2 separate regions of the Homo sapiens genome follow, and region 2 is linked to region 1. The links are chromatin loops, found by intact Hi-C in ENCODE. Cell type or tissue: K562. All regions are shown on one strand. Links, peaks and the distances in the headings refer to the core of each region. The heading gives the core; the rest is flanking DNA. Region 1 holds the start of CCDC175 (coiled-coil domain containing 175). Region 2 has its middle 160 kb from the start of DAAM1.

Region 1 (15,578 bases), core at 2,454-10,453:
GCTCGGGACACAGCACACAGTAGGCACACAACAAACACGCCATCCAGTGACAATGGCATGGAAATAAAACCAATTTCCCACCTCTGTGACAGTGACGGTTGATTTAATTACAGAAATTTTCACTAAGGATTGAACGACCAAGAGACTTAAGGAAGCCTAGGGATGGCAGAAAGGAGAGTCGCATTTCTATTTCAGAAGAAATGCTTTTTATTTTCCATTGGTAGGAGGAAAAGATGAAAAATACTTAGCCTGTGCTCTGCGGTAAGCACATCTTTATTCTGCTTAATCTTCATAATCCCAATATGTAAAAATCCCATTGTACAGATGAAGAATGGAGGCTTGAGTCTAAGCCAGTCTAAAACCTCTAGCAAATAACGCAACCAATATATGTCCCAAACCTGTTTAGCCCCAAGAAATTGCTGGAGATAGATAAAAACAAAGAAAGAAAATGGAAAAGGGATCCTCTTAGTCAGTTGTTACAAACACCGACATGGTCTGTTCTTCTTCAGAGATGCCCTGCTTTCCTTGTTTGGCATAACTCCATCAGAGGCACCAATCCATCTGTTTGCTTCTCTAACAATCTGGCACTACCTGGGGAACATAATCTTCCTGCCATTTTACCACAAAAATACCCATATGCTGGAGTCACTGTAGATGAGAATTATAGCCTGACCACAAGACAGACACTTTAGAAGCTGTGAGAATCCCAAGGGATAGGAAATCTTTGTTGAATATATAAACCTCTTGCAGACCATCGAGGAGGAAAGCGAACTTGAAGGCTTAAACTGGGGAAATCTTACTAGTACACAATGTGGGAGGACGAAGCCTTTGCAGCCCCTAAGAAGGATTCACCCAGCCAGCTAGGTAAGTCACCCAGCATCACAAGGGACTGATGTCAGGGTTCATAAATAATAGTTTGGACAACATATGTATGGCTGACATCCTGTGGAAAAACCTCCAGCTCTTCTGAACCCTCTTCTCTCCCACTGCCTCCCCAGGGAGGCTAGAAATTCAGATTCTCACTGTCCTAACCTCTTTTTCTTTTTTTCTTTCTTTCTTTTCTTTCTTTCTTTTCTTTTTTTTTTTTTTTTTTTTTTTTTTTTTTTTTTTTTGAGAAGGAGTCTTGCTCTGTCGCCCAGGCTGGAGTGCAGTGGCGCGATCTCGGCTCACTGCAAGCTCCGCCTTCCGGGTTCACGCCATTCTCCTGCCTCAGCCTCCCGAGTAGCTGGGACTACAGGCGCCCGTTACCACGCCTGGCTAATTTTTTGTACTTTTAGTAGAGACGGGGTTTCACTGTGTTAGCCAGGATGGTCTCGATCTCCTGACCTCGTGCTCCACCCGCCTCGGCCTCCCAAAGTGCCGGGATTACAGGCGTGAGCCACCGCGCCCTGCCTCTAACCGCTTTTTCATGGGTGGCCTTGGGATCCAGCTCTAGCCGCTGAGACATAAAAGGAAGTGTATGGGACTCTGAGCAGATTTTCTTCCTTGAGGAAAAGGAAGAAGAGCTTCTACATGTGGCTCCTTTCCACTTCTCCCTGCCTTTGCACAAGGGTGGGATGTCTGGGGCTGCAGCAGCCATCTGTGACCATGAGGCAACAAGCTTGATGATGAAATGATAACATGCACAAAGCAGTGAAACAGGCAACCACTTTCTATATGTGAGATGTTTGACCCAACTACCAAGAATGGAACCTTGCCTTGATCTAACTCAGGGTCTAGGCCCAAGGAGTTTAGACTTTGCCTAGAGATACTAGATTTATGCAAAGATGCTGTAAAAGCAATGTTATCATCAAATACGATATAGACCTCACATACAGAGACTGCAAACCTGCCAGAACATATGATCGTATTCATTCCTGTGCAAGTTAGGGGCCAAACTCCAAGGATCAGTTGGGTTCTTTCCCTGGCTCTAACAGCAGCAAGGGCTAAACAGAAACAAACTTGCTTTATGATAACTAAAAATCTATGTCAGCACCAGACTGGAGGATTCTCAATGTCATACTGGCTGTTCAGCAAAAGTCCTCTTTAAAATACTGCCTGAAAGATAAATGTATCTGTTTGTGTTACCAAAGTAAAAATACATGAGAAAAGGACATGCATTTTGGCCAAGTGCACACCAGCTGTAAGTAGTGAAGGCTGAGAAATCTTTTTTTATGTGTCCATTATTTCTAAAGTTTCCTATGGCTGCTGTTACAAATTACCACAAACTTAGTGGCTTAAAACAATACAAATTTATTGTTTTAAGTAAAGCAAATTTAAAAGTAAAACAATACTTAAATGTATTGTTTTACCATTTTGGAGGTCAGAAGTTCAAAATGAGTCTTTCTTAGTGAAAATCAAGATGTCAGCAAGGCTGAATTCTCTCTGGAGGGTCTAAGGGAGAATCTGTTTCCTTGCCTTTTCTAGTTTCCAGAGACCACCTGCATTCCTTGGTTCATGGTCCCCTTCCTCCATCTTCAAAACTAGCGGCTTAGCATCTTCAAATCTTTCTCTGACTTTGATATTGACTCTCCTGCCTCCACCTTTCAGTTATAAGAACTCTTGTGGCCAGGCGCAGTGGTTCATGCCTGTAATCCCAGCACTTTGGGAGGCCAAGGCAGACGGATCACCTAAGGTCAGGAGTTCAAGACCAGCCTGGGAAACACAGGGAAACCCCATCTCTACTAAAAATACAAAAATTAGCTGGGCGTGGTGGCGGGTGCCTGTAATCCTAGCTACTCAGGAGGCTGAGGCAGGAGAATCACTTGAACCCAGGAGGCGGAGGTTGCAGGGAGCCAAGATGGCGCCACTGCACTCCAGCCTGGGTGACAAGAGTGAGACTCCGTCTCAAAAAAAAAACAAAAAACAACAACAAAAAAAACAACTCTTGTGATTACATTGGGCCCACCTGGACAATCTAGGCTACTTTCCTCATCTCGGAGTTTACTGATTAACAATCTTAGTTTCCTCTACAACCTTAATTACCCCTTACCAGGTAACCTAATATATTCACAAGTCTCAGGGATTAGGATGTGGACATTTTGAGGAGGCATTATTTTACCTATTACATCTATAATTTCACTAACCAGGAATAACTACAGGTAACATTTTAGTGAACAATTCTTCTCAGACCATTTTCTATGCATATGTTTATAGAGATATACCTATATACATCTCTATAGATATATGGACTTGTAAAAATTAAATATTAATTGAATACTGTACATTTCTTTTTCAACTTGCTTTTCCCACTTTATACATATGTATGTGTATGTACATGTAAATTTCTACCCATTATTCTTAATAGGTACCCTATTATTACTTTATCATTAGTGTTTTTTAAGTATCTACCATGTGCTCACTTAATTTAATCCTTTGAACAATCCTATGAACTGAGAACTCCTATCACCGTCACCACCCCTTTAGAGCTGAGACACTGGCAGCATGAGCTGGGAGGCTGTCTCAGGAGATACTCCATCCAATCAGTAGTGGAACGCATTTAAATCCACCAGAACCCAAGCTCTTAACCACATGGCGGATTGCCTTCTAGATTGTTCCACTGCATGGATGTCCCATAAATTACTTAACAACAGTGTCCTACTGTAGATCATTTGGGCTATTTTTCAGTATTTAAAACAGGACTGCAATAAACAAGTTCATACCTATGCCCATGGACAAACCTGTGATTATTTCTTTAAGAACAATTCTTAGAAGAATTACTGTATGTCAAGGCTCCTTACACAAATTTCCAAATTGTCCTTCAGATAGTATGCATATTCCCAGTGTCAATACTTTGAAGTATTATTCTTTTTAATCTTAATATTATGAGAAAATGAGAGTATTATTTTTCTTTGAATGCTAATGAGGGTAAATGTTCTTTCCGTATGTTTCTCGGAATTTTTTTTCTTTTATTAAGTGATGATTCATGTTGTTTGCCTAGATTTCTATTTCAGAATTTATAAAGTTTCCTTTGAAAAATTGTGGTTGAATTTTGTACAGGGCATCCCATATAAAAGGAACCATGAGACAAGTTAGAAGCTGATCATCTCTCACAAAATATTTAATTTATAAAAATTAAATATTAATTGAATACTGTACGTTTCTTTTTCAACTTGCTTTTCCCACTTTATACATATGTATGTGTATGTACATGTAACTTTCTCACAAAGTTCAGGGAAAAAGAAAGTATTAGAGACATGAAGGGAAATAGAGAAATGTAAGAAAATCTGTAACAAATCCAGTAAGTGGGGAGGACACAAAATGCCCCCTTAAGATTAGCCTTTATTCATAGATAATGGAGAGCAATGTGATCCAAATGATGCGATATGTAAGAAGAGTCTTCTGGTGACAGCTTAAGGGTTGCCTTGAAGTAGTCCAGTCTAGATATTTCCAGAAGAGAGAAGTATATCACAAGGAATTTGTTACAAGGGGTATAGAAGCCAAAGGGTAAGAAGATAAAGAAGACCCCAGACATCAGAGCTGCCATAACACCTGTACTGTACGCACAAGCTCACATATAGTGCTGAGCAGCTGGAGACTGCTGGAGTCACTTGGCTCCTACTCCTGCCACTTCTAGAGCCACCAAAACTGCTGGGACCTACAGTCAACTGTAGCCTGAAACTACCACTTCTGGAGGCAGAAATGCATGATTTCTCGGCCTTCTAATCTCCCTCAAGTGTTTCCCATTAGTGGAACTTACCAAGAAAACAGGTGGCAAGGACATCCAGGAAATTTCATATCCAGTCTTCTTACTCCTGCCACACAGAGGAGGGCCCAGAAGGGCAGGAACAGATTTGAATACCAATAGACCAAATCCAGCAAAAAAGGAGGATGTTGTCCAGGATGGTTTCCAACACCAAAATATGGCACTCCCTGGATGAAGGAGGCCTGGATTCTAGAACTAGTTCTGCTACTGGTATGCTGTGTCCCCTCCAAGGCAGTGTTGCACAGTGGTTTAGGATGTAGCTCAGTGCCCTCACTTGCAAAGCAGGCAATAATACCTAGCTCAAAAGATTATTTGTGAGGGTTAAATGGGGTACTGCAAAGTATTTAAAACAGTGCCTGGAACAAAATAAGCATTTAACAATTGATAGCTATTGTCATTGTTACTATCATTCTAATTTCAATTTTGCCATCTGTAGAGAAAAGAAGAGGAGGGTTGAATCACCTTTGCTTCTCTCTAACCCACCAGAGGAAAAGGAACTGACAGACTCAACCTAAGCCTCATGCTAAGCTGAATTTTGGAGATGCAGAGAAAAATGAATAATATCCTCCTGTCCCCGTCATCACAGAGCTCACAGTTCGATGGGAAGACAGAGAAAAATCACTATGATTCAAGGCAAAATGTGCTCAGTGATGTACTAGATACAAGGAAAGTTCTAAATTAGTACAAAAGAAGGTTTTGTAGCATAGTAGAAAGAGTCATACAGACTTCACTTTATTATTTTATTTTATTATTTTGAGATGGAGTTTAGCTCTTGTCGCCCAGGCTGGAGTGCAATGGCGAGATCTCGGTTCACTATAACCTTTTCCTCCCGGGTTCAAGCGATTGTCCTGCCTCAGCCTCCTGAGTAGCTGGGACTACAGGCACGCGCCACCACGCCCGGCTAATTTTTGTATTTTTAGTAGAGATGGGGTTTCACCATGTTGATTAGGCTGGTTTTGAATTCATGACCACAGGTGATCCTCCCGCCTTGGCCTCCCAAAGTGCTGGGACTACAGGCGTGAGCCACCTCGCCCGGCCCAGACGTCACTTTAAATCCAATATTATCCTCTTGTGGTCTTGAGCCGTTCATTTAGTCGCCCGCGCCTCAGTTTACGTGTCTGTAAAAGTGGAGGTACTAAAAGAGCCTGCTCACAAAGTCCTTGTGAAGATTAAGTGAGCTACTGTATATAAAGGTTCTCCTGCAGTATCCGGCACAAAGATGCGCTCAAAAGTGATCATTATTATGATTCCAGTGGCCCACAAAAAAGATACAGGCCTGAACTAACGCAATGGAAATTGAAAGGGGAAAAATTAGCTAAAGAGAGAGTCATTCTTCCCAGACTGCTTAATTATCGTGGATAAAATTAGAGAACCAGGAGGGTACCTACTAGAGGTGCGGGCCACGAGGGGGCGCCCCACGACCTCGGTGTCCTCGTTGCCCGTGGCAACCGGCAATCCTTGGCTCTGGCTTAGGAGGCGCTCAAGTAGAGCGGCAAAATGGCCCTGAGCCCCTGGACCCCAGGGCTGGGCGCTGGCGAGAAGCTGGTGCAGGCGGCTGCCGTCTCCACTGGCCCCTCCCTGGAGTTATGCACCTTACCCTCCACCCTGGGCTCCTCGGTCGCGGTCGAGGCGCTGGAGCAGCTGTTTGTTGTGGGTAAGACGCCCCTCGGGCGCTGGAAGGGACGTCTCCTCAGAGGTGGCGCTTAGGAGGCACTCAGCGGGAACCCTGAGCGGGGACTCTCCTCCCGGAACCAGGGCATCACTGGGCAGGGCAGAGCCTTCTCCCCGCTCCTTGGAGGCTGGGGAGAGAGAGGTGGCGGGTGGGACCAAGTGCCCAGATCTCCTGCCCTAGCGCAGCTGAGGTGACTTCGCTCAACCCTCAGTAGTAGTTAAATTACTGAGGTGACAAATCCGGGACTCCCAAGCCACTGCCCTATGCCTGCGACCTGATTACACACCTGCATTTAGATTATGCCTTCGATTTCAGTTCTCTTCTTGCCGTTCCTTTACAAGTTAACTTCCTCCGACATTTTGCCGTGGCAAACTGGAGAATTTAACAAGCAAATAGGAAAGGGAGTGTTTAAGAGGCTTCTGTTGTGTTGAGCAAGAAAAATTAGATGTAAAGGGTTGTTTAGGAGATTCTAATAGAAAATGACCTTGGATAGGGCCAGGTTAAAGTATTTTTCAGTTAGAAAGCTGAACCTGTAATCAAGTCACTTAAGCTTAAGGTAAGACAATCCAAGAAAGGGTGTTTCTTGTTCGGTGCAAAAACCGTTTAGGCCAAACAACAAAACATTTCAGTGCTTCACTAGAATCATCCCATTTCTTCAAGATAATCGTATTGATTTATGTTACAATGTTACTATTAATTTGGGATAGTTTTTATTTTCCTTCTTAAATGCGCTAGGTTAATTTCACAATTCTTAGCAAATATGCTTGGGTAAATGTTATCATGAAGAATGTTGGCCGGGCGCGGTGGCTCATGTCTGTAATCCCAGCACTTTGGGAGGCCGAGGCGGGTGGATACCTGAGGTCAGGAGTTTGAGACCAGCCTGGCCAACATGGTGAAACCCCGTCTCTACTAAAAATACAAAAATTAGCCGGGCGTGGTGACGCACGTCTGTAATCCCAGCTACTCGGGAGGCTGAGGCAGGAGAATCCGTTGAACTCAGAAGGCAGAGGTTGTGGTGAGCCGAGATGGTGCCACTGCACTCCAGCCTGCGCGACAGAGCGAGACTCCGTCTCAAAAAAAAAAAAAAAAAAAAAAGGAATGTTACCCACTGAGGAGACCTAAAGTTATTAAGACCTAAATTATTCACATGTATCTGAGGTCACTGTCAATGACAGACCTAGAACCTTGAACTCTTTTCATACTTGATCTCTAGATCGGCATGCCAATGCAACCCTAGTACTTATGTACAAATACATTTTTCTGTTAATGTCTAGACACTCAGAACATATTTCATAGGAAAAAAAAATCATTACACCCTCTTGCCCTGAGTTATAAAATATTAATATGTAAATCTCCAGCACATTTGTCCTCAAGGAGCATAAAATATATACCTAAATTATAACATTATGGAATAGGAAATAAGTACAAAAGAGATTAGTGTAATGTACAATAAAAATTCAGAGACTGAAGATGTAACTTCCAGCCGAGTAAGCATTTGAGCTAGATCATAAAAGGTTAAGTAGGATTTGGATAGATAAATAAGAGATCTTTATTTTCTAATTTTTTTTTCAGAACAATCACTGCAAAGTGACTATTTTAAATGTAATGAAGAAGCTAAGATCTTTCTTAAGGACATTGCTGTAGCTGTTAAGAAATTGGTATTGTATTATCTATAAGAACCATTTCTTCAATCTTCCACATATTTCTTCAAACTTTCATTTCGCACCAATTCTGTTCAAAGTATTAAGTAGATGACTAGGGAATATAGTTACCCTGAACTTAAAAATATTTTTCTCTCAATTTTGTAAGGATTTGCACAATTATTGATCAACTGTGGATTGTTACTTGATTTTCCATGAAGAAAACTAAATTATGGGCTTATGGCTGTGGATGAGGGCAAGCTCATTTAGAGAAAGCAATGTGGGTGATAATACGGTTCAGTTAAGAGGTGGACCACATGGGCAAATGCTTGGGACACCAATATATAAGCATTGCTTAAAACAAACAAACACACAATCTCTGGAATAAATTGCAAGCATGGTGCTAATTAACTCAGTTCTCTGTAAGCAATTCCTTGCATAACTGGTCAAAGATTATTTGACATATGTTCCACTGAAGTAGACGGTACTGTTAGTGAAAACAAAGAGAAACTCTTTCAATTACACTTAACTGGCCCCTATCAAAGACATGTTGAAGAAATATTTAAAGAATTTCCTTCTGAGGTGTCACAGACATCTCTGTTCGGCCAAGGATCACATTGACAATGCTTCCTTGGCACAGTCAGAGTAGTGAAGGCTCTCCATTTTATTTAAAAATATTGGATAAGAATTTACTACATATCAAATTGCTAAAAATGTTGAAATATGGCTGTAAATGAGTTTGAATCCACAGACTGCTGATAAAACTCTTACTACTTTATATTTTATATAATTATACACATATATATATCTATACTACATAATCATACTTTACAATCCTACTTGAGTAGGTACACGTAAACACTGAGGGATCATGTGTGTTGTGCAGCTCTGTGGTGCTGTGAAAACATTTTTCCCTGCTTGGTTCTTTCTTTCAGTTATGTCTTTCGCTAGGATTTTAAGAGGCCAAAATATTTATTGTGGTTAAAGTATCTAGTCTGTATTCATTTAATATCTGAGCCGTGAAATCTCTTAAACAACAGAGATCAGGCTGGGTATGGTGGCTCACGCCTGTAATCCCAGCACTCCGGGAGGCCAGGATGGGTGGATCACTTGAGGTCAGGAGTCTGAGACTAGCCTGGCCGAGACATGGTGAAACTCCATCTCTACTAAAAATACAAAAATTAGCCTGGCAAGGTGGCGGGAGCCTGTAATCCTAGCTACTTGGGAGGCTTGTAGGAGAATTGCTTGAAACCAGGAGGCAGAGGTTACAGTGAGCTGAGATTGACCCACTGCACTCCAGACTGGTCAACAGAGTGAGATTCCATCTCAAAAAAAAAAAAAACAAAAAAACAAAAAACCAGATCAATCCTTTTATTTTTAAAAGTAATACATGTTGACTTTGAAAAATTAAGAAAAAATAGATAAGCAAAAGGACCACATTAAAATAATCACTATTAATGCTGATGAATATACTTTCTATTTTCAGGGTATAGGTGATAACTGCATTGAATTTCATTTTTTACAGAAAAGTGATGATGCTATATATGTAATTATATAGTCTGCTTTTTATAATTCATAAAATATAATGGCAGTTTCTCAGGTCATAAAATAGCTATAGCTATTATGACAGTTTATTTAAAAGATGATTTATCTATTTTTTCCCACCAACTGATTTCTTAGCAGTGTTTCCTTTCTTAAAGTAGCCTCAGCTAAAAGTAATAATAACAGCTTTACCTACTTGTTTGGGTTTGTAGGTGTGTATGAGAAAACCATTTTTTTTATACCTAAGCATATTTTTATAGGCAATTTCCATATTTTAATAAGTAGCTTTCTTTCTCAATATTACTATTTTTGTTAGTCTTTCCTTTTAAATGGATTGAAACTGCATATAAGAAACAGATACTCATAAAGAAAAGATAATTTCTCAGTAGAATAAAATCAATAGAAATTAAGAGATAAACTAACAGACACCTTAAATAGTGATTGTAGATACTTTTCCCAGTTTCTGTTCCAAATAAAAATAATGGCAGAAGATATTTAGTGAAATTATATTTTGACCCCTGAAAACATTTGTAGGGCATTGTTTAGGAAATCAATCTTACTATTTTAGTGTCTTAACTTTTTAAAAATGTAATTTAAATTTTCAGGAAGAAATGAGAAAAGCCACAATCGATCTTTTGGAGATTGAAAGCATGGAACTCAACAAACTATACTATCTATTGGAAACTCTTCCCAATAGCATTAAGAGGGAATTGGAAGGTACTTTTGAGGTTATCAACTCTAGAAATTTAGTTGATCTTATAACAGAATGAAGTACTTTCAACAAGATAAGTTTCATAGTTATTGCTCATGTAAGATAGAGCTAGAAAGCATACATGACACAAACACAGTAAGGTCCGTAATAATTTTCTTTTATATTTTAAGTGGAAATAGTATATATAACACTTGAATTTATATAATTTGGTTTCTAAATAGACTATAGATAAATGGATCAGCCCATTCCAAATTGGTATTTATCCAATTAAATTAGGCAACTTGGCTGGCCTAAACCATCATTCTACTTTCTGTCTCTGAGTTTTGGCTACTCTGGGTACCTCATATAAGTAATATCATACAGTATTTGTCCTCATGACCGGCTTCCTTCACTTAGCATAATATCCTCAAGGTTCATTCATACTGTTGTATGTGTCAGAACTGCCTTTCTTTTTAAGGCTGAATAATATTCCATTGTTGGTATCTATCACATTTCCTTATCCATTCATCTGCAAATTGTCAGTTGGGTTGCTCCCATCTTTTAGCTGTTGTGAATAATGCTGTTATGAACATGGTATCCAAATGCAGGTTGAGCATCCCTTATCCAAAACAGTTGTGACTAGAAGTGTTTCCAATTTCTGATTTTTTTTTTGAATTTGGAATATTTACATTATACTTTCCAGTTGAACATCCTTAATCCATAAATCTGAAATGCTTCATTGAGCATTTCCTTTGATCATAATGTAGGTGCTCAAAAGGTTTGGGGTTTTGGAGCATTTCCAAAATTATGCTCAAAGGAAATGTTCTTTGGAGCATTTCAGTTTTCAGATTTTTGGATTAGGGATACTCCACCTGTATCCAAGTGCCTGCTTTCAATTTTTTTTGTATATTTATGCATAAGCAGAATTGCTAGATTGTATTGTACATTCAATTTTTTTTTTTACTGGGGTCAGATCTTACAGAGTCATATATTCAATATTTTGGAGATCTGCCTTGCTGTTTTCAACAGTGGCTGCACCATTTTGTGTTTCCACCAACAATGCACAAGGGTTCCAGTATCTCTACATCTTTGCCAATACTTGTTATTTTCCAGATTTTTTTGTTTTTGTTTTATCTGGTTGTTATCCAAATGGCTGTGAAGTGGTATCTTATTGTGATTTGATTTGCATTTCCCCAGTGATTAGAGATGTTGAGCTTCTTTTTGTCTGCTCATTGGCCATTTGGTACATCTTCTTTGGAGAAATGTCTACTCAGGTCCTTTATCCATCTTTTAATCAGGTTCTTTTTTGTTGTTGTTGAGTTGTAGGAGTTCTTTATGTATTCTGAATGTTAACCACTGATTAGATATATGATTTGCAAATTTTTTTCCCATTCCATGGGTTGCCTTTTCACTCTGTTGATAGTGACATTTGAAGCACAAAAGTTTTAAATTTTGATGCAGTCAAGAAATCATTCCCAAATTCAATGCCATGAAGGCTTTCCCTATGTTTTCTTCTAAGAGTGTTACAGTTTAAGCTCTTATGTTTAGGTCTTCGATCTCTTTTTTTTTTTTTTTTTTTAGGTAAATTTCATATTTGGGGTAAGGGTCAAACTTTATTTCTCCAGAAGCCAGGAATGTTGTTGGCTGAGTTCTTCTCCAGGAATTACCTTCAACAAAAGAGAGAAGGGGCCAGGCAAGGTGGCTCACGCCTGTAATCCCAGCACTTTGGGAGGCTGAGGCAGGTGGATCACAAGGTCAGGAGTTTGAGACCAGCCTGGCCAACATAGTGAAACCCCATCTCTACTAAAAATACAAAAAACAATTAGCCAGGCGTGGTGGCGCATGCCTGTAGTCCCCGCTACTCAGGAGGCTGAGGCAGAATTGCTTGAACCCGGGAGGCAGAGGTTGCAGTGAGCCAAGATTGCGCCACTGCAGTCCAGCTTGGGTGACAGAGCGAGACTTCATCTCAAAACAAAAACAAACAAAAACAAAAGAGAGAGGCTTAATTCCAAGTTATGTTCTCTCCCCAGTGCCTGCCACCCGCATTCATGATTGGTCACTATGAGGGTATAAAGGTCTGGCTCCCTTGCCTCAATGTAGAACAACTCCAGAGCATCATCATAGCTCCAAAGCTCATCACAGTTTAACCTCCTCCTCTGCCCAGCTTTTTATTTCCTCCAAAGAGATGTTCCTCAGAGCACTACCCAATAAATGCTCTACACACACATTTTATAATCTGTTTCCCAGAGAGCCCAACCTAAAAAGAGTGGTCTTAATAAGTAAAAAAAAAAAGGTAGATTTTCCAGTTAGCCATTTATTGCCTCTACTTTGTGATAAGGAAGCTGGACCCTGTAAATTTTCCCCTTTACCAGCTGGCACAATGTTCAGCTTTGTCAGCAGAGGGCATAGGAGGGATATGGAGGAGGAAGGGGTTCTCTTCCTGATTCCAGTGTGCTCAGCTTGGCTGACTCTTGCAGTGTGTGCAACTTCTCCAGGCCATGGTCCTGCAGCATCCAGCAGTCCACAGTGCCCAGCAGCTTCCACCAGTACCCCTTGAGTAGCTTCAGCCACCAATGAGGCACCTCTGCATGAAGAGCTTCTCTGGCACCCCCTTGGGTAGTTTTGTAGTGAGTTCTGAAGCATGGCACCTCTCTGTGGGCAGGTACCCCTAACACCCCCAGAGAGCAGATTTCCAGCAAGTTCCATCAGCCCAGCATTTCATGAACTTCTTTACGATCTAATGAGACGCAGCCTCTCTAATGAGGCCTAGCTCCCAGGTCTCCAGGTGCTGTTTCCTTGAGCACCGTATCTCAGCCCTAGGGATGGTGGCTACTCCTTAGGTCTGCTATTTCTGAATGCTTTCAAGTTCTCTTCACTTCTTACCACCCATTCCCTAATACTCTAATTACTCTAATCCTCTGTTTATTCTATTAAACTTTCCCTTTTCAATTTACTGTGAGATTTCTATCTCCTAATTGGACCCTGACTGATAGAGTGGGTTTAAAAAAATATGCTTGGTGTTAGTCTAGTTTGCCAGGGAAAATACAACAAACTATACATGCAGGGAAAGAAAATCAGATTTAGAAGAATCTACACCAAAGGTAGAATTAAGAGTGTTTTTCTTTTTCTTTGTTTGCTGTTCTTTAGTTTCTAGATTGGGTTGCTTTTATAATCAGAAAAACATATTTTAGAAGGGGGAAAATACCATAATAGCTTATAAGGTCCTTGATACATGCTAAATGCTTAACCATGCAAATTTAGTTAGTTGGCCTTATGTCGTAAGTCCTTGCTACTCAAAGTGTGGTCTTTGGTTCAGCAGCATAAGCAACATGTAAGAGCTTGTGAGAAAATACAGAATCTCTGGGCCCACCCTAGACCCACTGTATCAGAAGCTGCATTTTAAGAAGATCTCCAGATGATGTATGTGCATATTTGAGACACAAAGTTTGAGAAAGCCTGCTGCAACAAGCAATTTAACTAGTAGCCTAGAAAAAAAATGTCCTAGCTCTCTCAGGAGAGCTACCAGCTAGTTTCTAGGGAGTTTGCTGTGTAGAAATGAGTAGTCCAGCACCTTCCTAAACAGCAGTGTTCAAAAATTCATGCATATTGACCATCTGTCATGCACTGAGATAATCCTTTGAAGTCATACGTGATTACACTGACTTATTATTTATGGATGAATAATTATTTCTTTAATACATTGGGTTCCCCCAAAAAGCAGAGCCTGAGGCAATGGCTTTTGCATTATTATTTTATTAGGGAGTATAATCCAAAGAGGAGGATGGGATAAGGAGACCAAAGCAAGGTCAAGGGAGAGCAAATATGGGGTGGATTATGATGTTGGCTGCTGCTAACTGAAACTAATTAATTATGAGAAGAAGCCCCCAAGACCCAGTGTTACTTCTTCTCAGGACTATCTATCAGTGCGAGAGAGGGAGAAATATTTATGCACCAGCTCCTGTCTATCACTGGTCTGATGCTTGCCCTACCTCTTGTACTTCTGGGTTATACATGCATGGGTGTGGGTGCATAAAGAAGCCCCATGTAGAAGTTGCAGAAGTCCTAGGCAGGAGGTGAGAAGTGCATGGAACGGGCGGGAATCAGGCACTATCAGACTGCACCTGTCTGAAATTGATCCAAGCCCACAGAAAGCTGGTTACCAGAGCAGCAGCAGAAATAAGAGAAATAATTAGTAGGTAAGATTGAGAGGGACCAAGGGAGTAAGAAATGCTTGATAAAAAACATTATTAAAAGAATATTTCAAAGAAAGCTTTTTTGCGTGAAAGTCAGTATCTACAGTTGTGCTTTTCCTCAAATAATGTAGTAATATTTCCACTTACTTTGAAGAATGTGTCCGAGACGCTCGCAGATTAAATCTTTTTGAGATAAATACAATAAAAATGAGAATTACAAGGACAGAGAATGAAATAGAGCTTCTGAAGAAGAAAATAACTGACCTGACAAAATATAATGAAGCTCTGGGGTAGGTATTCTTATATTCAGTATTTGAGGGAGCAGGGGTCTGAGGCTGGAGTGGGAAAATTGTCGGGAGGGGTTTACTCTCTGATCTGAACTGTGGCAGGGCGAGTTGAGAGGTGAAGATGGCTTGTAGGAGATGGCCCAGGCTGATGGGGTAGGGAAGGTGGTGGCTACAGAGGACTGAGGAGGAGAGCAGAAAATCTTCAACCACAGCAGCCAGGAGGCTTGTAATATTTCAGAGGCAATCCAGCTTCCTAGCAGCAACTACTGTTTGTAAATCACACACTACCTCTAATGCTACATCCAAAGGTAGACACACAATGGGTTTAGTTTCCATTTTTGTAGAATTAAGTTTACAAACCCCCACCACCAAAGTAAGAAATCTTGCAGGGATTATATTGTAAATCTAATGTCAAACCAGACCTATTGTATCTAGTTCAGTTCATTGAAGATATTTAGTCATATTTGTAATCCACTGAAGGACTGAGGATGAGGCTGGTTCCCAGGACAGGGTTCCAGATTGTGTCTGTAATTAAATGAGATAATATATGAAACTGCCTATAGCTCAAGATCTGACACCTCTTAGTGAGCCTCATTTTCTCCATCTGTGAAATGGGGATCACAACTCTTAACTTTGCTAGCTCATGAAAGGAAGAGATATATTCTGAAAGATAGGCCCCCTTGAAGAATTACCCCTATGAGAAAATTTGATAAATTTTAATAAATATCATAAATATCAGCATGTTAGTTTCCAGAGTGAGAAATGTTCACAAAGAGCCCTTATCATAGGGGAAAAAAAGTCTTCTTGGGAATCCAAAATAATCAGAGGGTTGCCTGGTGTCCCAGATAATAAACATCAGAAATCAGCTA
Region 2 (15,578 bases), core at 5,013-13,012, 550 kb after region 1:
CTACTTGGGTTGCAGAGGCAGGAAAATTACTTAAACCCAGGAGGCAGAGGTTACAGTGAGCCAAGACTGTGCCACTCACTGCACTCCAGCCTGAGCAATAGAGCGAGACTTTGTTTCAAAAAAAAAAAAAAGCACATTTTAAAAGCAATATCCTTTCAATAACTAAAATCCACCCATAGTAAATTATACAATTAAACACGTTATAGCCATAGTTATTGGTGTACATTTTCAGTGTAAAATAATACATTTAATCAAACTACCAGTCAATTCAGAATAACAGAAAAACAGTACAGCCTCACCTGAGCAGCCATTTTAGTTTCTACCAGAATAATAGTATGCTTTTATCTATTATCTTCTATGTCAAGGTTTAAACTAACAGTAAGTCTTGTAACTGAAAAAACAATAGATACCTGCGTTAAACCCCCACAGAGTATTTCTTAGGTTCCTCTGGCATCAATAAAACACTTTGAATTAGGGAACAATCAAATACTAGGTTGGTGCAAAAGTAATTGCGGTTTTTGCCATTACTTTTAATGGCCAAAAAAACACAAAAAACAACAATAAAAAACCTCACAACCCGCAGTTACTTTTGCACGAACCTAATACTTTCAGGAACCATTAGAAGAGCATTCAAAACAAAAGCATCTTTTTTGGCAATATTCTACAAGAAGGTCTTTGTTGATCTGTTGGGGCTAAGACACTACACTGGGAAAACACCAGCATTTGAGGGTTTACTTTTCAGTAGTCATACCATTAACCTAAGGCTGCTCCACACCATTCCTGTCAACAAAGACCAGGCCCCCACTCTAGTGAAGCCATTTCAAAGTAATCCTACTGCAAGACTGAAGGTTTTGATGATTCAAACCCATGGTACAGCTGGTCAGAAATGGACATTTTGAGCCTGTTGAAATGATCCTATCACCATTCCACAGTTCCATCTGGAACCTTGAGAATGGCTACTTCTACACACAGTCGTCTCCCCATTATTACCACATCTCTCCAGTTCGTGTGGCCCAGCAACTCCAAGCCTGTGATTCACAATCCTTCTGCATCCAGATTTTCCTGAATTGCTGCATTTTTGCTGTGATATCATCCAGCTCAACCTTCCTGGTCTACAGTGTCCCATGACCCTTTTCCTGGCAAAGATGTGGCTTGCCTCCTATAGCCAGTGAATCTCTTTATAGCTCTTTTAGGTTGGCGCAAAAGTAATTGCCCCTTCAGACTACTCACTCATGCTCAATATCACACCAAGTATCTGTGCTTAGCTGTGTTCTTTCCACCCTTCTCCACTTGCTGAAATACTCTTATAACCTTCCAGAAGTGGCTAACTTACATTATCTGTGATACATTCTCTGATCTTCTTTAATGAGAAATAAGGTTCTCTGCTAACTCAGTTATAGCACTTATTTGTACTATATTAGAGTACAATCCCCTAAAGAAGATCTGGGTAGACTATCTTATTCAAGACTTTATACCTCCTTCAAATGCATAATAGTGCTTTATATCCTCAATAAATGCTTCTTGGATGCAATTGAATAACTTACATATAATTTATATTATTGATAAGCTTTTATATTTTTCCCCTCTAGATTAAAATATTCAGAAGCAATATAAAATGTTGCAAAAATTGCGGGCTTTCGAGTTTTTCAGCATTGGGTTTGACTCTTGGCTCAGTCACAATCTATCTTGTGACCTTGCATAGGTAACTTCTTTGAACCTCAGTTTTCTTATCTGTAATGTAGATTTCATCATATCTGCTACACCCCAATCATTTTAAATTCCTGCTTAGAATGCCTGAAACAATAATTTCTCAATAAACAGCTTTTATGACTTTTATAACTAGTAACAATTATCTTTAGGCAGAAAGAGTCTTCATGGCATATTTTATGGTAACTTCCCCATAGAGTTTATTTAAAAAACTTTGTTGAGTGAATGAAAAATATGGTAATGCCTAAACTTGGAGCCTGAGTCTTGGCTAGTAGTTTCTGGGAATTAGTCTGTGAGAAACACGAATGGGTCATTTCCTCTTTTCTTGAATTTCAAGAAACTAAGTGAGTTTCTTCTTTTGCTAATTTGTCCTTTGCTGCTGTGAACTAGGAATGGGATAGTTATATATTTTGAGTATATATAACTAAAAGAGTGTATCACTAAACAGTCGAGGAAACTGATATGGTTTGGCTCTGTGTCTCTACCCAAATCTCATCTTGAATTGTACTACCATAATTACCACGTGTTGTGGGAGGGACCCAGTGGGAGATAATTAAATTATTCTCCCATACTGTTCTATTGGTGGTGAATAAGTCTCATGAGATCTGATCGTTTTAAAAATGGTAGTTTTCCTGCACAGGCTCTCTCTCTTTGCCTGCTGCCATCCATGTAAGACATGACTTGCTCTTCCTTGCCTTCTGCCATGATTGTGAGGCCTCCCCAGCCATGTGTAACTGTAATTCCATTAAACCTCTTTTTTCCCAGTCTCAGGTATGTCTTTACATACTAGTATAGAAATGCTGGCGCTGTCCCAGGTTCCAGGTTTTCATTAACATGAGCAACTCTAAACTTGGACCAATCTTTATGGCTATTCCCTACCATGTAGAAGGAGGCTACAGTGTCCCCATATTCAAATGACTGCCCTAGTAGCAAATTACTCTGGTGGAGCAAAGCAGAAGGACACTTTTGATTTGGCAGTGTTACCTGCATTGCAATGCTAGGATACACTGGAGGGTGACATGAGTCAAGCTTGTTGCACATGAAAGGTTCCACATGCTTTGTGTGCTATGCAAAAATTTGGAACTCTAAGGAAAAAAAATAACATGATTATGCTATTTATCTTGTAATAATAATAACAAAATGGAGAAAGAGGAGGAAGAAGAAGGAGGAGGAGAAGAGGGGGAGGAGGGGGAGGAGGGGGGAGGAGGGAGGAGGAGAAGAGGAAGAAGAAGAGGAGGAGCAGGAGGAGGAGGAGCAGGAGGAGATGAAGAAGGAGGAGGAGGAGGAGGAGGGGAAGGGGAAGAAATGCTTTGTTGAGTGCTTGCTATGTGCCAGGTACTGCCCTAAACATTTTTCTTGATGGAACCTCTGTTGATAATCATAACACCCTATGAAACAATTAAATTGAATACCCTCTGTTACAGATGAAGAAATGGAAGCTTAGATAAATTAAGAAATGTGTCCAAGATCACAGAGCTATCATTATAGCCTTAGTGAAGCTGAGACTCAAACTAATGTCTAAATAGCCCTCAACTTATGTGTGCCCTTCACTGCTATTTATTCATCTATTAAATATTCATTAAGCACCTATTTATTATATTGTAATAACTGTTCTAGCATGAACAATATAACAGTGGACAAAAGAGACAAAAATTCCTACCCTCATGAAGCTTACATTCTAATGGGTGAATTCAAATAATAAACAAATGTGCAGATAAGGAAAACAGAATGTCAGATGACGAATAATGCTCTAGAGAAAAGTGGAACCAAGAAGGGAGATGGGAGGCGTGGGGCTGGGGCTGCCATTTTAAATGGGGTAAATGGGGTTGTAATGGAATACTGCACTGACAAGATAAAAACTGAGCAAAAACCTAAAATGTTCAGAGAGGGAGCTAAGGGGATCTGAGGATAAGCTTTCAAGGCCATGGAAGCAGCAAGTGAACAGGCCCACAAGCTGGAATAGTTTTAATTTGTTTTAACCTGTGCGAAGAATAAGGGAGCTGGAGTAGTTGGAGCAGATTTAGTGCAGGAAGAATAGGTATTCTTGAAAATCAGGGTGCAGTTTCGAAGGAGAGAAGGCATGGATGCTATATGATCAAACACACTAGGTAGCACATATGGGATCTGTGGAAGAAATTCATATGAAAAATAAATGTACAGAGAATATCTGTGGTTTACTTCCAAGGAGTTGAACTGGGAGTAGGAAGAAAGGATAGGATGTAGCTTATACTTTTCATTTAATACACTTCTGTACTTACAATTTTTATACCAAGCATGTATTTCAATTTTAAAGTGTTTAAATAAAGGAATGAACATTCACATAAATGTGTGTAAGTACATGCACAAGGATATTTGTTGCTGTTTATGATAACAATTAATTGGGAGCTGCTTTTTAAAAATGGACTATCCATGCAAGGAAATACAAAGATAATGGTAAAGTAGATCTACATATTCACTTGGAAAGGAGTATATGAGCTAGGACTCAAAACACTGGAGTACGGGCCAGGCGCGGTGGCTCATGCTTGTAATCCGAGCACTTTGGGAGGCTGAGGTGGGAGGACCACTTGATTCCAGGAGTTACAGACCAACCTGGGGAACACAGTGAGACCTTGTCTCTACAAAAAATAAACAAAATTAGCCAGGCATGGTGGCATGCGCCTGTGGTTCCAATTACTCAGGAGGCTGAGGTGGGAGGATCATTTGAGCCCTGGAGTTCGAGGCTGCAGTAAGCTGCGATATTGCCACTGCACTCCAGCCTGGGTGACAGAGCAGGACCCTGTCTCAAAAACAAAACAAAACAGAACACTGGAGTGTGAAGTTTATATAAGTAAATAAACATAAAATATAAACATAAAATATAAATATAATAACAGAACACATTGGAAACTTTATTATTAAGGAATTAGATTCATAATGGAGCAAATGCTGAACTATTAAGCAGTCATTTGAAAATACTGCATAGATCTATACTTAGCATAATAATGCATGCAATATACTTTAAATGGAATAAAAGCAGGCTTTAGAATTGTAGGTATGGAATGATTCCATTTTTGTGAAGAGAATCTAGAAAGTAAGCTCCCTGCGAAAAGAGGCTTTTTTTCAGCGCTATATTCCTTACACCTAGTTTCTAGTGCTTGGAACACACAAAATGAATATCTGTTGAATGTTGAAACAGTAAATGAAAGTGTGCCTCCACACACAACATTACAAAGCCAAAAAAGTCCTATCTCAATATGTTAACAAAATGGTTTTGATTTTTTCTTCATAATTATCTGTATTTCCTAATTTTTAAAATTAACATATTATGTAACAGAAGTATTACTTTCACTTAATATTTATTTAAAGGTTATAAGTTTCAAGGCTAAGAGTTTAGAAAATATCCATTATCAGGAATAACTATAACTCATTACCTATCTAGGACTCAAACAGAGGATTGAACCTGCACTCAACAGCAGCATCTGCTATTATTGTGTGGCCACAGAAGCTTTTGCAAGGGGTTAATATGGGGAGACTGAACAAAGAAAAGTTAAAAATAAAGCAGAGTTGCTAAGCCTCAAAAATTTACAGAGTGCTGTTGTCCTAGAAGAAACACAGGGAGAAGATGACCATATCATTTGGGAATTTGACATGTGCCATTACTCTTGATTTAGCCTTATTTAGATGCTGTGCTTGCAAATTGGGTAGCTGTCCTTTGTGGACTAAACAGAATTCCCCAGGTGTGGATGTGATTTGCATATGATTTGCTCAATTATGAATTTTCTGTTGAAAAATGATGGCTTTATTAAAATAGCAAGAACTGAATGTGGACTGGTTGGTCTGCCTGAGCAGGAATAAGGCAGTGACCACATTTCCACTGGGGCCAGCAAGGAAGAACAGTTGGAGCTGGGCCAAAGTTGGCAGTTTTTTCCAGAACGGTAAAAATATAAAAGCCCAGAGACAACCAACTTCAGCAAGAGGCTATGGGGACATCCTTTCTTAGGTTTCAGACTTATGTAAGAAATTTTTTAAAAAAATGTTTGCTGGCCTTCTCTAATTACCACAACACGAAGGGTAATGAACTAAAGTTATATGAGTCCCAAGATTTTGGGGAATGTTTCTTCTATTTTTTTTTTTTTTTTAATGTGTCAAATGTATACATTTAATTGACTTTGTGTATCACTATATTTGATCCTTTTTATTCTTCTAACATTTTCTTTTAGCCAAATTATTTTTTATTCTTCATGTATGCATTTGCTGGTATTGTTTCAGCTTGTTTTTTAAAAAATCTTTTAGCTTTCTTTGCCTTATTTACCAATCAAATTATTATTTTTTTATTTCATATAAAATGTTTATCTTACCATATTATCTTGCTAACATGTCCTCTTAGATAATTTCATTCTTCTATCAAAATGTAATCTCAACATCCCATTTACCAGCATGATGTATGGTCACATTTTTCTTTTCCTTTTCTTTTTCTTTTCTTTTCTCTTTTCTTTTTTTCTTTTCTTTTCTTTTCTTTTTTCTTTTCAAGGTTTCCTTCTATTGCCCGCTGGAGTGCAGTGGAGTGATCTTGGCTCACTGCAACCTCTGCCTCCCAGGTTCAAGCGATCCTCCCACCTCTGCCTCTCGAGTAGCTGAGACAACAGTTATGCACCACTCCACCTGGCTAATTTTTGTATTTTTTCTAGAGATGGGGTTTCACCATATTGTCCAGGCTGGTCTCGAACTCCTGAGCTCAAGCAATCCACCCACCTTGGCCTCTCAAAGTGCTGGGATTACAGGCATGAGCCACCACGCCCATCCCACATTTCCTTTAAATGTGCCCATTAAATCACTTGAATCCCACCAGCGCCTTCTCTCCTGTAATACCCGGAAGTCTCAGGATGATTGACCTTTATCTCATTCAGGAGGTTGGTCCCTGATTCCCATTCCCAGTCATTGCTACATGCATCCAAGGTGCTCCATGTCAAATCTGTCTGGGGCTCCCAATTTACAATGCTTGAATACACAGCTCCTTCACCTGAAGGACCAGGTGAAGTTCTACTATTCCCTGCATCACCCAGAACAACTTGTGCAGATAATGGATGTTGCCTACCCAAAAGCCATTCCCCTTTCCTACTCTCTTGCTAGTATATAATCCTACCTGATAGAGAACAATGGGAAATATATCAGGGGCTTCAGGAAAAGGTTTTTCTTAGTAAGAAGAAATGCATGGGAGGAAAAACAACTTTCCATACACATTGAATGTGGTCAAATCTCCAAGTGATGCCTGGAACTACTGCCACCATTATGAGACAATGAGGGGAGAGGTTGTCAACATGCTGAGAATGGTGAGAGAAAAGACTGGAAGGATCTGGCTTCATTGCGCATATTAGTTTGCTGAACCAAATCTGGAACCACTGTGCCTCTGAGCTTCTCATGGAAAGTAATATACTTATTACCTATGCCAATTTTAGCTGGGTATTGTGTCATTCATAGGCAAAGGCATCCTAACTGGGACATACTGTCTCTATGGGAAGGTTCACAATTGCAGGGGTCAACCGCTAACCCCAGCTCTTTTCCACCCTCATGGTGATTTTATTTACGGGCCTCAATCACATTTTACTGCTACTTAGTTAAGCCACCATAATTCTCCCCAACAAGTTTCAGTAGCTATGAATTACTGATAGGAGTCAGATTCTTGTTCCTCACCTCCCACCAAATGTTTGGACTCATGCAAATTTGCCTACAAATTCCTAAGCAACTGTCAAGTTCATTGTCTTGGTCCATTTTGTATTGCTGTGCAGGAATATCCGAGGATGGGTAATTTGTAAATAAAAAGGGACTATTTGGCTCACAGTCCTGATGGCTGAAAAAGTTTGAGATTGGGCATCTGCATCTGGTGAAGGCCTCAGGCTGTTTCTACTCATGGTGGAAGGTGAAGGGAAACTGACTTGTGCAGAGATCACAGGTTTGCAGAGAAAGGAAGCAAGAGAGAGAGAGGTGAGGTGCCAGGCTCTTTTCAACAACCAGCTGTCATGGAAACTAATAGAGTGAGAACTCACTCGCCCCAGAGGGAGGGCATTAATCTGTTCATGAGGGATTCACCCCCTGACCCAAACACCTTCCATTGTGCCCCACCTCCAACATTGAGGATCAAATTCAAACAAGAGATTTGGTGGGGACAAACAAACCATATCCAAACTACAGCATTCATTATGTCAAATTTTCTTACAGAATAAAAATGCAAAAGTTCTCTTCACTGTGCATCTGCTACACAATAACTTCATAATTATAGAAGCAAAGTATGCTCATATAAAGAACTAGAAAATACGAAAAGATGAAAAGACAAGAATTTCAATATACCATCCAGAAACATGTTCACTTTGAACATGTTCACATGTATTTTTCTTTTGAATCTTACGCAATTGAAATCATACTGCACCTACTATTTTGTATCCTGATTTATTCACTTAACATTATATTGTTTTTCATTTTGCATTACTATTTTTCAAAAATCACGATGTTTAATTTTGGAAAATATCCTATTATGAGGATGTACCCAAATATATTTAATCATTCTGTTATATAAAAAGAAGATATATAATATAGATGTTAAATCTATGGGTTCTGGAACCAAAATCCCCACTCCAATTTGTATTAGATGTGTGACCTTCAGCAAGTTGCTTAACCTTTTGGAGGCATGGCTTTCTCATCTCCAAAATGGGTATAGTAATAACACCTACCTGCTAGGCTTGTTGTGAGAAACAAGTAAGAGGGCTTAGTAGGATCTGGTACAAAGTTAATATTCAATAAAGATTTGTTATTGTTATTATTATTATAAAAATGTGAGGTTATTTTCCATTTTCTCAAACGTAAATAGGACATCCATTCCTCAAAACATCCTTGAACATACATCACTTTTTGCATCTGATTAATTTTTGGAATCATTTCCTAGAAAGGGAATTCTTGGTTAATGCCTATTTTATTTTGATAATTTATCAGATTTTTATAAAGATGAAAAAGCAAATTCAAGCCTCAAGGGGAAAGGGTGAAAAGAATACATTCCCTGAACAAAATAAGTATTTTCCTACTCACTGTCCCAACATTATAGGGCAGATTCACCCATATCCTTAAAAGTTGAGCTTTCTATCCTTAAATTGAAGTAAAGAAGTTCATCCATAGGTCAAAATTAGCTCTTAACATAATGACAGGTCTGTTTTGGGCACTACTTAGATGGCATGCTGGAATGGTATTTTCTTTTTCAGTAATAGATTCTCACTTTCCTTTTTGAAAAGAAATGTGATTAAGCAAAAATCTATGCTCTTTTATTCATACAATTATTAAAAACTCATGGGAGCACAAGAAGTGGCTAAGAGGGTCCTTTCTGGAGGGACCCTCATTGTAGCTCCCCAGGTATAATTTTAATGAGCAATTAAGGAGTCTCGTCAATCAATTGTCAATTTCCTCAGATACACTTTTCATTCATTCTACATTCTGATTGAGGTTGTTAGCATATCTTTAGCTGCCTGCTTGCCACTACTTCTAAGAAAGGCCACAGCCTCTGTCCTGAATTCTTAGTTACTGGTCCATGAATACTCTACCCATGATGGCAGACAATGAGAAAATAATGAAAGGAAGAATGCACCTTCTGTCTTCCCTGCTCAGAAAATCCCTTCACCAGACTCACTTCTCCTACCTAATCCTTTGAATCTTTAGATTGCATATAAACATTGTTTTGGGTTCAGTTTAATGGCATAAGAGCCATTAAGAAATACTCCACTAACTTCCAGCGGTTTGAAGTCTAGATTCTGTGACAGATTGATATGTTTTAAAATGCACCCTTCCTGAAAGGACGCTCTGTAACTTACGTCTGTGCCACTTGCTTCTGCTGCCCTCCTGTGGCTTCCCGGGGTCCTAACAACGTGTGCAGCCTTTTGTCCAGCTGCCCAGTCTCACCCTTTGTCATCTGTTTTCTCTGCTGTTTATTCTCCTCTTTACCCTCATCTGTGATAGCTGTAGGAATTCAGGCCCTCAGTGACTCATCCAGATTTATGGCTCCAATTTGCCCCCAGGATTGCAATGTTATGCTCTGCTAGACTCTATTCCCTTCCAGCATTGGTGCTCCTCATGTGTGACTAAATGCTCTTTCTTCTTTGATAGGAAGTGTATATTCTAAGTAATGGTGCATTCAGTTAAGTGATTATTTGTTTAAAAATTATATTCTCAATCCTCGCTTATAATATGCCACTTCATCAGGCGCCAATGATCAGGCTGGGCACATGTGTTAGCAAAGCTTGGCTTGTTCACTGTGTGTATTACAGGCATTTGCAGGGAGATTTTTCGCAGGAGCCTTTGTCTTTTATTTTTTACTTTTCTCACCATGCAGTCAAATATGCCTTTTCTTAGTTCAGCGAGCCTTGTTAAGTTTGATCTACAATCTAGGGAAGACTTCTAATTCAGAGTAATTTGCCAAGATGAAAGACCTGATCTGCTTTAAGAGAAATTAATCATTTCCCTTTGCCTGGAACTTTCTCAAGTTTTGAGGAATGATTTTGTCTCCTTTCTGCATGGAAACATTCTTTTAAAATTTTTAAATATTTTAATTTCATTGCAAGACAATAGTAAGTGGGGTAAGACTGAGGTCTAGCATTAAGAACAGTTATCTACTCATTGTCTTTTAACACATCAGTACTTTTTAAAGAATGCAGGTAAATGATACTAGGTCCTGGATATATGACATATACTAGTGATTTATTTATTTTAATTAATTAATTTATTATTATTATTTTGAGACAGAGTTCACTCTGTCACCCAGGCTATAATGCAGTGGCGCGATTTCGGCTCTCTGTAGCCTCTGCCTCCCTGCTTCAAGTGGCTCTCATGCTTCAGCTTCCCGAGTGACTGTGATTATGGGTGCCCGCCACCACGTCTGGCTAATTTTTGTATTTTTTGGTAGAGATGGGTTTTTGCCATGTTGGCCAGGCTGGTCTTGAACTCCTGACCTCAGGTGATCTGCCTGTCTCAGCTTCCCAAAGTGCTGGGATTACAGGCATGAGCCACCGCCCCCGGCCTATACTAATGATTTAGATATTAGGACGAGTATGACCTCTAGTGCTCTCTACCTTTGTGACCAGGTCACTCAACCTCACAGCATCTCACTTTATTCATCTTTAAAATAGACATTATAATACATATTTTGCAGGGTTGTTATGACAAACCGATGTGACATTTTACACACTGTAAATCAAGATATAAATATAAAATATTATTATGTATGCCCTTTTTTGGGGGGAAATAAAGGAATACAGCATCAAAACAACCAACCAACAAAGATGCTTCTCTAATGGGCCCTTTATAAAACTTAGCTAGTAGCAGATAATTCAGAAAAATAAATTGTATTCTAAAGATAGTTTCTTCTATTGACCTATCTTAAATATGAGAACTTTTTTTTCTTTATTTCTTCTAAAACAAAAAAACCATGATACATGTGCAGAACGTGCAGGTTTGTTACATAGGTATACGTGTGCCACGGTGGTTTGCTGCACCTATTGACCTGTCCTCTACGTTCCCTCCCCTCACCCCCTACTCCTCAAAAGGCCCTGGTGTGTGTTGTTTCCCACTCTGTCCATGTGTTCTCAATGTTCAGCTCCCACTTATGGTGAGAACATGCGGTGTTTGGCTTTCTGTTCCTGTGTTAGTTTGCTGAAGATGATGGCTTCCAGCTTCATCCATGTCCCTGCAAAGAACATGATCTCATTCCTTTTTATGGCTGCATAGTATTCCATGATGTATATGTACCACACTTCCTTTATCCAGTCTATCATTAATGGGCATTTGGGTTGGTTCCATGTGTTTGCTATTGTAAATAATGCTGCAATAAACATATGTCTTTATAGTAGAATGATTCATACTCCTTTGGGTATATGCCCAGTAATGAGATTGCTGGATCAAATGGTATTTCTGGTTCTAGATCCTTGAGTAATTGGCATAATGTCTTCCATAATGAGAAGACAGAAAATATGAGAACATTTGTAGTGTATATAATTTACAGTTTCTACTATTAAAGCAAAACCTCCTAGCACAGATAGACCTTAGGTTGTAATTCACAAAACAATGAACTTGCATTTGGGGGAGAAAATAGGACAATTCCAAACTTAGATATTTTCGTAAGTGATTCTGGCCAGTTCCTGAGTCCAGTTGATTTTAAGGCACAAGATTGACCTGAAACAGTCAAAATGGTCACCTTACAAGAGAAATAGAGAAAACATAGCAGAAAATGCACGAGCATCATTAACAAATTCCTCTACGTGACTTCAAAGACACATTCAGGGAAGGCTACCCCCACTGAGGAATTGCTTTCCCAAGTCCTGTTGCTGCTGGCTTCAATGTGGGGCCACCTCATTTCATTAGCCTTCATTCTGCACAGCTGCCAACCATTACTTCCTCCCTTGGATCTTAGGAAGTCTTAACTGTCATTTCAAGAGTCAGATTATATAATAGTTTAACTGAAACATTGTAGTTGTTTTTGGCACAATGACCTATGTCAGATAAATTTTTAAAATAAGTAGAACACCTTTTTATTTAAAATTTGTTGATTTAGGAAGTATTTGTATAGGTTCGTTACATGGGTCTACTGAATGATGCTGAGGTTTGGGCTTCTAATGTTCTTGACACACAAGTAGTGAACATAGTACCCAATGGGCAGGTTTTCAACACGTGTTCCCCTTCCTCCCTCCCTGCTTTTTGGAATCCTCAGTGTTTATTGTTCGCATCTTTGTGTCTATGTCTACCCAATGTTTAGCTCTCTCTTAGAAGTGGGAACGTGTGGTATTTGGTTTTCTGTTTCTGTGTTAATTCACTTAGAATAATGGCCTCCAGCTGCATTTATGTTGCTGCAAAGGATATGATATCATTCTTTGTTATGGCTGAGTTGTATTCCATGGTGTATATGTGCCACATTTTCTTTATCCAATCCACTATTCATAGGCACCTGGTAGAGCCCCCTTTTAAAACCAAACCCCACATGGAATTCCAGTTTATAAAAGAGTTCAGAGAGGGAACTACTCCACTTGAAGGAGGGGTTGGGAAAGTGTCTAAAATATCTGAGATCCTCTTTCACCCCTTCTTCCAATCCTCTGGTAGTGGCTCCCCAGCCACCTCCAAAGATCTTTAAGACTCTAGGCAGCACAAACTGAAAAAAAGTAATCTATGCCAATATAACAATTGATTTTCTAAATAAGAAACTAGAACAAAATTCTACAATAATTAAAGGATTAGCTAGCAATGAAAGAAACCAGATCAGTCTTGAGAGAGAAGATTCCTGAGAAAAGAAGCAAAGGAACTGTCTGGAATCACGGTCATGTTCTGTATCTTGACAGGCGTATGGGTCATACAGGTGTAAGCTGTTGTCAAAACTAAAGTGTACAGTTAGGATCTATGATCTCACCATACATAACATAAAATAAAATAACTGAAGGCCAGATCCAGCTGAAATCCTGTTGGTCTCCAGATAAATACTGACTCATATTCACTTAACTAAAAAGATGCCCTGTGGCTTGAGTTTGTTTCATCTATAAAGATCAAGCACATGTTTATGGAGCATCACCTATTTTCGGCTATAATTCCAAATTAAGTAACACAATTCAACAACATTAGCTCAATGGTTGCAAGGTATATCATTGTTCAACTTATAGTCCCAATTTATCTTTGATAGCGATGCAGAAAGAACAAACTGCCCATATTAAATCAATCAATACTTCGTACCATGATCAGGAGACTAAGTACCATAATACCATGGACACCATTCCCAGAAAAATGACTCCGTAAAACAGCTGAGTTTCAGGTCAAAGTAAAGTGTTAATTCTCAACTGGAACTAAGAGTTAAGAATTTCATCCCCAAACAGTGGCTCATATAGTTTTTGATTCTTTACACACCATCATGATTTTGATCAAATCTAAAGATTTTCCCTTTAGATGTGTGTGCATGCATACACAAATACACATGCACACACTGCAAATATTGCAGGCATATTCAGAGGCTAATACTGCCCGAAGCCTATCCATGGATTCCAGGTAAAGAATCTGCACTCAAAATCTTTTCTCAGCTGCAGAAAATCTCATTTGAGACTAATCACTATAGTGTGGTAGAATAATAAAGAAAATTTCGCAGGGGCCATGAGTTAATGTTGTATTTCTGAGGTAGTTGGGTTTTTTTATTGTTGAGAAATTAGTTTTCTTCAAATTGGCTCACATTAAAATAATATCTAAGATATGTGCAGCATTGTTTGGTTTTCAGAGCACTGGCATATAATGCCATAAGACTTACTTCAGGAATTTTATATAATAGACATCCACTGAATTAAAATTTAAAGTCCTGTGTCTCACCCAGCAATTCTAGAAGGTTTCAACTTCATTTGTGGATAGGAAAACTCAAGTACAGAGTACCCAATATGAGCTGGCTAGTCAGCATCAGACTAAAAAGACTGAATCCTTGTTCCAGCAACAGCCCCTTTCTTTTGGCTATGTTGCCAACCAAATGTTTTAAATAAGTAAATAGCAACAAAACAATAATGATAGTTATTCACTCTGGACTGAGAATTTGGAGCCAGGATTTTAAATATGGGTTTACACTAAATGATAATCTTTAAAGATAATATGAGCATATTCTTTATCATCTGGCAATTGTCTTAAACTGAGATTGCTACTTCCTTCTCATTGTCCAAGTTTATATTTGTGCCTGCCACTGTGTTTGTACTGTGTGAAAGCCAAATAATTTCATGGCAGCCCACAAAAAAGAAAGGTTTCCAGAAGCTGAAATAGGGAAATGTAATGAGATCTATATTCACAGAGCACATAGTAGTTTGAGAAAGACGCTCAATGAATGCTGATGTTGATTGAACACTTAGTTCCAAAAATATCTTTCTTCTATAGTATCAATTTGGCAGGAAATATTATAATAAATATAAAGAAATTCTGCTTCCATATCGAGAAATAAATGGAGTAAATTCTCACTTGATGCAGATTTCACTTTTCTAAAAATACTAGCCTTAACATTAATCTTCACTAATTAACTAAAATTTTTATGTAAAAATTTCTTGTTTATAGGATTTTGATAAACTATAAGGTCCAACTAACTAACCTAAACTATCAAACAAATTTTTGAAGTTTGAAGTTTCATTTTGTGTAGCATATCTATGTGAGCAAGTCTTTTCTGTATTAGAAAGAGAAGCCAAAATGCTGCAGGGCGTAGAATCTGACATAAACCCTCATCATTTTAATGTTAAATTCAGCACCAGTTGATTTACTGTCAGCAAACAATATTATCTGCCATGTTAAATTAATACTATTCACTTAAACTATGTTTTTATTTGATTCATGTATTTGTTTTGATTTAAAAAAACTTGCAAGTATAAAGAACTTATTTCTAGGGTTGGGTCTAAATATTTCAATACTATTACAATAAAAACAAATCAATATTGGTGAAATTCATGAGAATATTTTTCCTTTGAAAGGGACCCACAGATTACTCAAGTTTGAGAAACCTTGGTCCAGATTAGCGTTGATTAATTTATCAGTATTCTTGAGATACATTTTTTTGTATCTCAAGATTTTGCCACGTAATTATCCAGTTTCTCAAGCTTATCCACAAGGAGATCATGACAAATTTTGTCAATTATCTTAATGAAATCAATACTTTTGGTGCCTATGATATTTCATTTAGTGATGCTATAAAAGATAATAAACTTTCGAATGGATTTAGTGGGTCACTTCATTTATCTGGAGACTCAATGAAAGCCACATGTGTTTCATCTGATCCACTCTGAAACACATTCATCACTATAGAGGAGATGGACTTCAAAGTGAGACTTAAGAAGCTTTGGTATCCTATGGCAAGCTTTGGGACTATGGGG

Evidence for each region. Hi-C counts contacts between places; a loop is a spot of excess contacts. Peaks named below come from ENCODE experiments on the same cell type or tissue, not always from the same donor. Only the 100,000 strongest peaks of a DNase experiment are listed, where the experiment ranks them.
Region 2: a loop joins it to region 1, with 3 times the contacts of the local background. A loop is called at or near these places in 9 of 110 quality-filtered maps.

The regions. Positions count from the first base shown.
Region 1 is chr14:59,567,379-59,582,956 of GRCh38, reverse strand. It overlaps CCDC175 (coiled-coil domain containing 175), which reads left to right and starts at 6,145. Exons shown (of 20, transcript NM_001164399.2): 1 at 6,145-6,338; 2 at 7,929-8,014; 3 at 10,144-10,255; 4 at 14,577-14,712. The coding sequence starts at 6,182. In K562, for the core only: a CTCF peak has its summit at 6,103 (motif pointing right); a DNase peak (open chromatin) is centred at 6,126; H3K4me3 peaks cover 380 bases; H3K27me3 peaks cover 519 bases.
Region 2 is chr14:59,022,750-59,038,327 of GRCh38, reverse strand. No RefSeq gene overlaps it. Among named protein-coding and RNA genes, the nearest start is that of DAAM1, 160 kb to the left of the region's middle. RefSeq lists a silencer at 9,547-9,596. In K562, for the core only: a CTCF peak has its summit at 9,561 (motif pointing left); a DNase peak (open chromatin) is centred at 9,567.